2 separate regions of the Homo sapiens genome follow, and region 1 is linked to region 2. Evidence: read pairs that join two places in POLR2A ChIA-PET (ENCODE). Cell type or tissue: HepG2. All regions are shown on one strand.

What was found. Peaks named below come from ENCODE experiments on the same cell type or tissue, not always from the same donor. Only the 100,000 strongest peaks of a DNase experiment are listed, where the experiment ranks them.
Region 1: POLR2A ChIA-PET joins it to region 2 with 5 read pairs; 1 of 35 experiments calls an interaction of 5 or more read pairs at or near these places.

What each region holds. Positions count from the first base shown.
Region 1 is chr9:34,224,132-34,228,131 of GRCh38, forward strand. The region is part of intron 2 of UBAP1 (ubiquitin associated protein 1); the gene reads left to right. It also overlaps the pseudogene RPS8P9. Among named protein-coding and RNA genes, the nearest start is that of UBAP1, 47 kb to the left of the region's middle. In HepG2, no CTCF peak of the experiment used is centred here; a DNase peak (open chromatin) is centred at 2,460.
Region 2 is chr9:33,379,630-33,383,629 of GRCh38, forward strand. AQP7 (aquaporin 7) reads right to left here. Exons shown (of 8, transcript NM_001170.3): 8 at 3,562-4,000. LOC124902142 (a long non-coding RNA gene) reads left to right here. Exons shown (of 2, transcript XR_007061462.1): 2 at 2,162-2,585. Among named protein-coding and RNA genes, the nearest start is that of AQP7, 21 kb to the right of the region's middle. RefSeq lists enhancers at 975-1,575, 1,576-2,174, 3,743-4,000. In HepG2, a CTCF peak has its summit at 2,189 (motif pointing right); DNase peaks (open chromatin) are centred at 1,902 and 2,930.

The DNA of each region.
Region 1 (4,000 bases), 840 kb after region 2:
CTGCTGATTTTGGCCTTTTTTTTTCCTTTCATCGATTTCTTCTGAAATTTTTTAGATCATTTTTTGTTTAAAATCTCTTCTTCCTCAGGAGTCAGCTTGTCTCCTTTCTTGTGGCCCAGGGGTAGCGCATAGTGGGACTCGTACCACTGTCCATACGGTGTGCTGTCGATGAGTATGGTGTGCTGTCAATGAGCATGAAGCAATTCTTCACCAGGGTCTTGTTATGGACCAGCTCGTTATTAAACGCATTGTAGACAACATCGATGATCCTTGTTTTGCAAATACAACGCTGAGCCCCAGGAGAAATTCCCTACATGCAGCCTTAGGGCACGGTATTTCTTGTTACCTCCTCAAACATGGACTGTGTGGACGTGGCAGGGGCCAATGTTGGTGTTGGCAGCTGGGCACCCCTGCTCATACTTCCGCTTCTTGTGGTAGGGCTTTCTCTTGCCCCCGGTCTTGCGGTGCTTGTGTCAGTTCTCCCGAGAGATGCCCATTGCTCGGCGCTGGCTGGAAAGAGCTAGTTGGGTTTTTAGAGTAAAGTATCCTATTTTTAGATATCAGGTAGTTTAAATAATAGAAATGAAAGGCAGTAGATGGAGAATATTTAATAGGCAATTGTGCAGGCATGTGAGTACAGAAAATAAAGTTTCTGCTCTCTCAAGGCTAAAATTAGAAAGCCAGGAACTAAGGCTACTCCTTCCACTTCTCAGGAAGCTGCTTAGCCTTTCTTCACTATATGTCTCTGTGTCTGTGATCCATTATTATTCAGTTCATAGACTTGCTTTCTTGGCCTAATAGTGTAGAGTACACAGGGCTATAAATGGCCACCCCAGTTAAGGTGCTGCTTGCTACTTGATCTTTCAGTTTCAGTGGCTAGCATCATAGAGATAGAGATTTTATATCTTTTGGTCAAGGCAAACTGATGGCATAGCCTTCTTAGCTTATGAGCCTGTGGATTGGTCCTCCAAAGTTAGATATCTGACTGATCCATTGAGAGGTTAATGGATGTGGGTAACTTTTCTGTGGCACTTGGGGTGTGGACAAGGAGGTAATAACTGCTGTCATGACGGATATTAAAATGTATTTTTTTTTCTTTTTAATATTTGGGACTGACTAGGTCTGGTGCTGTGCTGTCTTTGACTAGCACTTGATTTACCTCTGAGTTCATTATTTTCAACTAAAGTTGAACAACTTCACTGTTACTAGTGACCATATATCCCTAAATAACAGAATAAGGGAAACAAACAGTTATTTCTCAAACTTCTAGAAATATTATCCATTTCTTATAAAAACTCCATACCCTTCGCTTAGTTTGGATAAGGACTTTCTTGGAGCCTGGTGCTTTAAAATCTCAATCCTCTGGCTGGGCGCGGTGGCTCATGCCTGTAATCACAGCACTTTGGGAGGTTGAGGCAGGCGGATCATGAGGTCAGGAGATCCAGACCATCCTGGCTAACATGGTGAAACCCTGTCTCTACTAAAAATACAAAAAAAAATTAGCCGAGCATGGTGGCTGGTGCCTGTAGTCCCAGCTACTTGGGAGGCTGAGGCAGGAGAATGGCGTGAACCCAGGAGGAAGAGCTTGCAGTGAGCCGAGATCACACCACTGCACTCCAGCCTGGGTGACAGAGCAAGACGCCATCTTAAAAAAAAAAAAAAAAGAAAAGAAAAAAGAAATCTCAATCCTCTTTCACTGATTCTTATTTTCATCTAGGAGAAAGGTTATTTATCTGGAAAATGTGTTGAGACTCTAATTTATGAAAAAATAGACCCCGTGATAAGATTTGATAAAACTAGCCCCCCTCCTTAAATCACTTTATCGAGGTATAATTGATATATAAAAAGCTGTACATATTTACATGTTTAATGTATACATCTTGATGAGTTTGAGGATAAGTATACACTCATGAAACCATCACCATCATTAAGGCATAAACATTCATTACCTTCTAAAGTTTCCTCCTACTCTATTGTGTGTGTGTGTGTGTGTGTGTGTGTGTGTGTGTGTGTGTGTGTGTGTGTGGTGGGCTGGAGGGATTGCTTGAGGCCAGGAGTTTGAGACCAGCCTGGGCAACATAGAAAAACCCCGTTTCTTGTTTTTTTTTTTTTTTTTGAGATGGAGTCCCGCTCTGTCGCCCATGCTGGAGTGCAGTGGTGCCATCTCTGCTCACTGCAACCTCTGCCTCCTCAAGCAATTGCTCAAGCAATTCTCCTGTCTCAGCCCCCTGAGTAGCTGGGATTATAGGTGCGCACCACCATGCCTGGCTAATTTTTGTATTTTTAGTAGAGACAGGGTTTCGCCATGTTGGCCAGGCTGGTTTTGAACTCTTGACCTCAGGTGATCCACCTGCGTCTGCGTCCCAAAGTTCTGGGATTACAGGCATGAGCCACCGCGCCTGGCCTTGTTTCTACAAAAAATTAAAAATTAGCCAGGTGTGGTGGAGCTTCTCTATAGTCCTAGCTGCTCAGGAGCCTGGGACAGGAGGATTGCTTAAGCCTGGGAGTTCAAGGTTATAGTGAGCTATGATCACATATGCATTAGGTTGTTTGGTATTGTTCCAGATATCTCTTAACACTGTTCAATTTTTTTTTTCCCTTTTTCTCTCTTTGTATTTCAGTTTGGCTAATTTCTTTTGACCTAACTTCAAGTCCCAAGTCTTTCTTATGCTGATTATTGTCTTCGGATTAGCATAGCCTGGTTTATGAACCATCAAAATTTTTCTTTTCTGATAATGCATTTTTCACTTGTGGCATTTCCATTTGTCTCTTTATATTTCCATCTCTCTGCTGAAGTTCCCATCTGCTCACACATGTTTAGTTTTTCCATTAGACCCTTTAACATATTTATTATTGTTATTTTAAAGCTCCCTGTCTGATGTTTACAATATCTTGGCTCTCCCTGAATTTGGGTCTGATGACTGGTTCCTCTCTTAATTCTGGATCACATTTTCTTGCTTCTTTCTGTGTCTTATAATTTTTAATTGAATGCCAGACAATGTATATTAAAAAGCTGATTTTGTAGATTATATGGCTTGTTTTGTTGTTAGGATATGAGTAACATTTTCTTGTGATTTCACATCTTACAACAGATATCTATGTTATTTTGTATATTTATGATTTTGCCAGTGTTACCTGGCTTGTGGCTTTAAGATAGTTTTTTTTGTTTTATTTATTTATTTATTTATTTTTAAGTCCTTTGCTGCAGGAGGCGCTGATGGCTTTAAGATGGTGATAACCAGTCATGGAATTACAGATTTTCACTTAATTTTAAGTTTGATCTTCTTTTTAAAAAAACCTCAATTTGAATCTCCTCACAATAATACCTGAATTAAATATTATGCATTTGCTATCCTCTATTGGGGATTTCTCCCCCCACCTGGAATTGTACTTTTTTTAGAAAAAACGGGCAGATTGCAGAATCATAGGCATATCAGCAATTTAGAAAGAAACAAAGCAAATGAAGTCTTCCCAGAGTTTATCCTGAGTCATTACATATTCAGCCCACTCACTATCTTCCACCAAAGTGGTATGCAGAACCTAACTTCAAGGAACTGCCACAACCGCAGCCATGAGGCATGCACTTAGTGGCTATTTAAAAAATTGAACTTAGGAAAATGGGTGCAAATATTTTAGGAAGATTTTCAGTAATAAGGACTGAAACTAAAAGGTATTTGAGGTTGAGGCAGAAAATTGTTAGCTATAATATTTTAAATTCTAGATACATTGGATAAAAATGGACAATTCCACTTTGGGAGGCTGAGGTGGGAGGATTGCTTGAGTCTGGGAATTTGAGACCAGCCTGGGCAACAAAGTGAGCCCTCAGCTCTACAAAAAAATTTAAAAAATTAGCTGGGCATGGTGGTGCATGCCTGTAGTCTCAGCTACTCAGGAGGCTGAGGTGGGAGGATCACTTGAGCCCAGGAGAATGAGGCTGCAGTGAGTGGTGATGACGTCACTGCACTCCAGCCTGGGTGAGAGAGCAAGACCCTGTCTTAAA
Region 2 (4,000 bases):
GGCACATTGACAAGGGCTGTAATTCCTGCTCTCTGCCCCTTACTGAGCCAATCTCCCCAGCCTCAGTTTCCCTGTGTGTCAGATGTGCATGACGACATGCAGCTCCCTTTAGAGGGTGCTTAGTGACAGCAGCACACACACTCCCATGTGCCAGGCATCGCCCGTGTCATCCTCCCAGTGGCGCTGTGAAGTGGGAGCTATTATCTTACCTAAGGTCATACGGCTAGTGAGTGGCAGGGCCGGTATTTGGATCCGGGCGGGCTGGCTTCGTTGTCTGTGCTAAGTGCCAGAGTATGAGCCCCTGCCATGTACAGGAGGGCCGGGGTCACCCTGAGTTTCACTGTTCCTACTGTAAGATCAGCACAGAGGTGGGTGTGGAGCAGCTGTGCTGTTCGGAGTGACTCCGGCCTCTTCACACTGAGGGTGCCAGCACCAGGCCAGGCCTGAGGTGGCTGCTCCCACCTCTTCCTAGGCGGCAGGACCCCATCTGAGGGAGGAAACCTAAGACTAGCCAGACCAGGGTGCTGCCAGTATCCCTTGGAATCCCTGGAGCTGAATGGGAGAGCAGGCCAGGCAAGGGTAAGGGGCTCCTCTCAAAGCTGGGACTACCAGGCTGAGGACCATACATTCATCTGCAGAGCCCTGGATGGGCCTGGCCTGGGAGTGGGGCCATGACGTGAGGCTTCAAAGTGCTGTAAGAAGAGCTGGGGGGCTCCCCAGATACCAAAAGATCCAAGCCTTCTGTATGGGGAAACTGAGGCCCAGAGAGTGGAGGGGTCCTATCCAGGTCACACAACCAGTCCATGCTGGGACTGGGAGAATGGGAGAGGGTCCAGTGCTCCCATGGCTCATGTCCCAGCCTGGGTCCCACAGCTGCACAGATCCATCTACAGGAGGAACCATGCATATGCATGCATGTGCGTGCATGTGTGTGCGTGCATGCACGTGTGTGCGTGACAGCAAAACCAAGAGCAGGGACCCACAAGGTGCTATGATGCCCACCCCACCTTATCCTAATGCCTCCCTCCCTCCCTTCCTTCCTCCCTCTCTCCTTCTTTCCTTCCTTCCTTCCTGAAGAAGGACCTGCCTTTCTCCTCCAGAGACTTCCCTCACCTCTGCCCCAACCCTTGTTTTCATCTCTCCCCAAGGCCTGGCCTCAGTCCACCCACCATCCCCTTTACTTCTCTGACATCTCCCCTTTCCTCTTTCCATTCCAGCACCATGGCCCCTCCAGCTCCCCCTCAGGGAACTGGCTGTTCCTTCAGCCTGGCATGTTCTTTCCCCAAGTGTCCACATGGCTCACTCCCTCACTCCTTCAGGTCTTTACTCAAAGTCACCTTCTCAGTGAGGCCATCTTCTCTTCACACCTCCCCACACTTTCTAGACACTGTGCCTGCTTTTTCTCCATAGCATCTATAACATGCCATATATTTTACATAGAACGCTAGCTCCATGAGGACAAGGACTTTTATCTTCCTTACGCCTGTGTCCTCAATGCTGGAATGGTGCCTGGCACGTTGGGGGCTCTCACCTGATACCTGCCAAGAGAATGGAAAGGATTGCTCTGCGACTGGTCAGGGCTCATCTGAGCCTGACGTTGGGACCAGAAACTGCAAGGTGTTAGGGGCAACAGGCCTAGTGCAAGCCTGTGGCAGAGCAGTGGACAGCAGGTGGGGGCTCTGTATGAACCCATGGCCGCCCTGCCTCCAGGGCCCCTCCCAGGGACAGGAGGATGCCAGAGGGCTGAAGTGCTCAGGGAGGGACAGAGGAGGGTAGGAACCAGAACCCTGGGCCCCGTATATGCCTCTCTAAGCTGTAACTGAGGCCTTGGGACCATGCTGCTCTGGAATGCCAACAATGAGAAAGGCTCACAGGGCCACTGAGCGTGAGAGGGGGGAAGGGGCTTGTAGAAGGTTACCGAGGAAGGCTACTGTACAGCTGGGGACTTCCAGCTGTGGGCCCTTCCCTGGTCACTCCCAGCCCTGGTTCCCCTGGCTCGGCTCCTCCCACCGTGGGACGTCAGATACAGTCATCCTCCCTGGATTCCCTGTGATCTCACCAGGCTCCCACCTGTTACCCCTCCCCTCCCCCTGGCGCCCCCCACTCCGCCCCCCAACTCCGCCGTCCTCACACTACAGCTATTCCTTCTTTGTGTTTTTAGATATACCTACATACTGGCCAGGCGGTGGAGCTCACGCCTGTAATCCTAACAATTTAGGAGGCGGAAGCGGGTGGATCACCTGAGGTCAAGAGTTTGAGACCAGCCTGGCCAACATGGCGAAACCTGGTCTCTACTAAAAATACAAAAATTAGCCAGGCGTGGTGGCGCATGCCTGTAATCCCAGCTACTTGAAAGGCTGAGGAAGGAGAATTGCTTGAACCCAGGAGGCAGAGGTTTCAGTGAGCCGAGATCACACCACTGGCACTCCAGCCTGCATGACGGGAGAGAGACTCCATAAAAAAAAAAAATATATATATATATATATATATATATAATATATATATCTCATACAAACAATATGTATCACATTTATATGTTATCAAGCACGATCATGTAATAAACCCGCAAATGTCCAAACCCAAAACTAGAAAATTATTAATAGTTTGTACTACTCCTGTGTTCCTCTCCATCTGCCTGTAGGAATTATTTCTTTTTCTAAAATAGTTTTCTTACATACATATATATAGCAAAGAATGTATTTTTGCTTATTTTTCAGCTACAAGACTGGTGTCACACTGTATATAGTCTACTGTATTACTTTGTTGTTGTTTTTTTTGAGGCACAGTCTCACTCTGTCACCCAAGCTGGAGTGCGGTGGCACAATCTCCATTCACTGCAACCTCCGCCTCCCGTGTTCAAGGGATTCTCTCCTGCCTCAGCCTTTTGAGTAGCTGGGATTACAGGTGCCCAACTACACCAGGCTCTTTTTTTTTTTTTTTTTTTGAGACCGAGTCTAGCTCTGTCGCCAGGCTGGAATGCAGTGATGCAATCTTGGCTCACTGCAACCTCCGCCTCCCAGGTTCAAGCAGTTCTCCCGCCTCAACCTCCCGAGTAGCTGGGACTACAGGTGTGTGCCACAACACCCAGATAATTTTTGTATTTTTAGTAGAGACAGGGTTTCACCATGTTGGCCAGGATGGTCTCGATCTCTTGACCTCGTGATCCACCCGCCTTGGCCTCCCAAAGTGCTGGGATTACAGGCGTGAACCACCACGCCCGGCTACTGTATTACCTTTTATGCCTCCAGAATTTTTCTGTGTTGTTGCAGGTGTCTGTTGTGCCTTAATTTTTGCTATTGTAGAGGGTTCTATTATGTGCAATTGCGCAGCAGTGTATGTATCTGTTCCCCTGTGGATGGACATTTGGGTTGTGTCCAGTGTCTCTTGACCACCTACCTTGTGCCATGCCCCCAACCCTCCTGTCATTACTCCACAATCTAGCTACATCCACAAAGCCATGACTTCACGAAACCCTGTCTTCCGCTTCTGAGCTCCAGACCATATAAAAGGCATAACTGTGTTTATTGAGCACTTACTCTGAGCCAGAAATGATTCTCAACATTTTACATGTGGTAGCGCATTTAATATTCACAGCAACACAAATGGGAAGTAATATTCTTATCGCCATTTTACAAATAAGAAGACCAAGGCCCAGAAGGGTTGAATATCTTGCTCAAGATCACACACATTTTGCCACCCCCCATTCCAAGTCCCATAGGCAACTCAGACTCAGCATGTCCATGATGTAACTTATCTTCCTCTCCAAACCATTTCCTCACTTGTGCCCTACTCTCAGTGGGGACATCTCCAATCCCCAGGCCCAAGCTGGAAACCGGAAGCCATTTCTGACTCCTCCCTCTCCCTCACCCACTCCATCCAAATGGAACCCAAGTCCTGTACATTGTACTTCTCCGGTATTGATCAATCCCCGCTCTCGTCTCCACGCCCACGGTGCTGACCCATTGTTAGGTGCCCGGCTGCTGCTCCTGGGTCATCACTT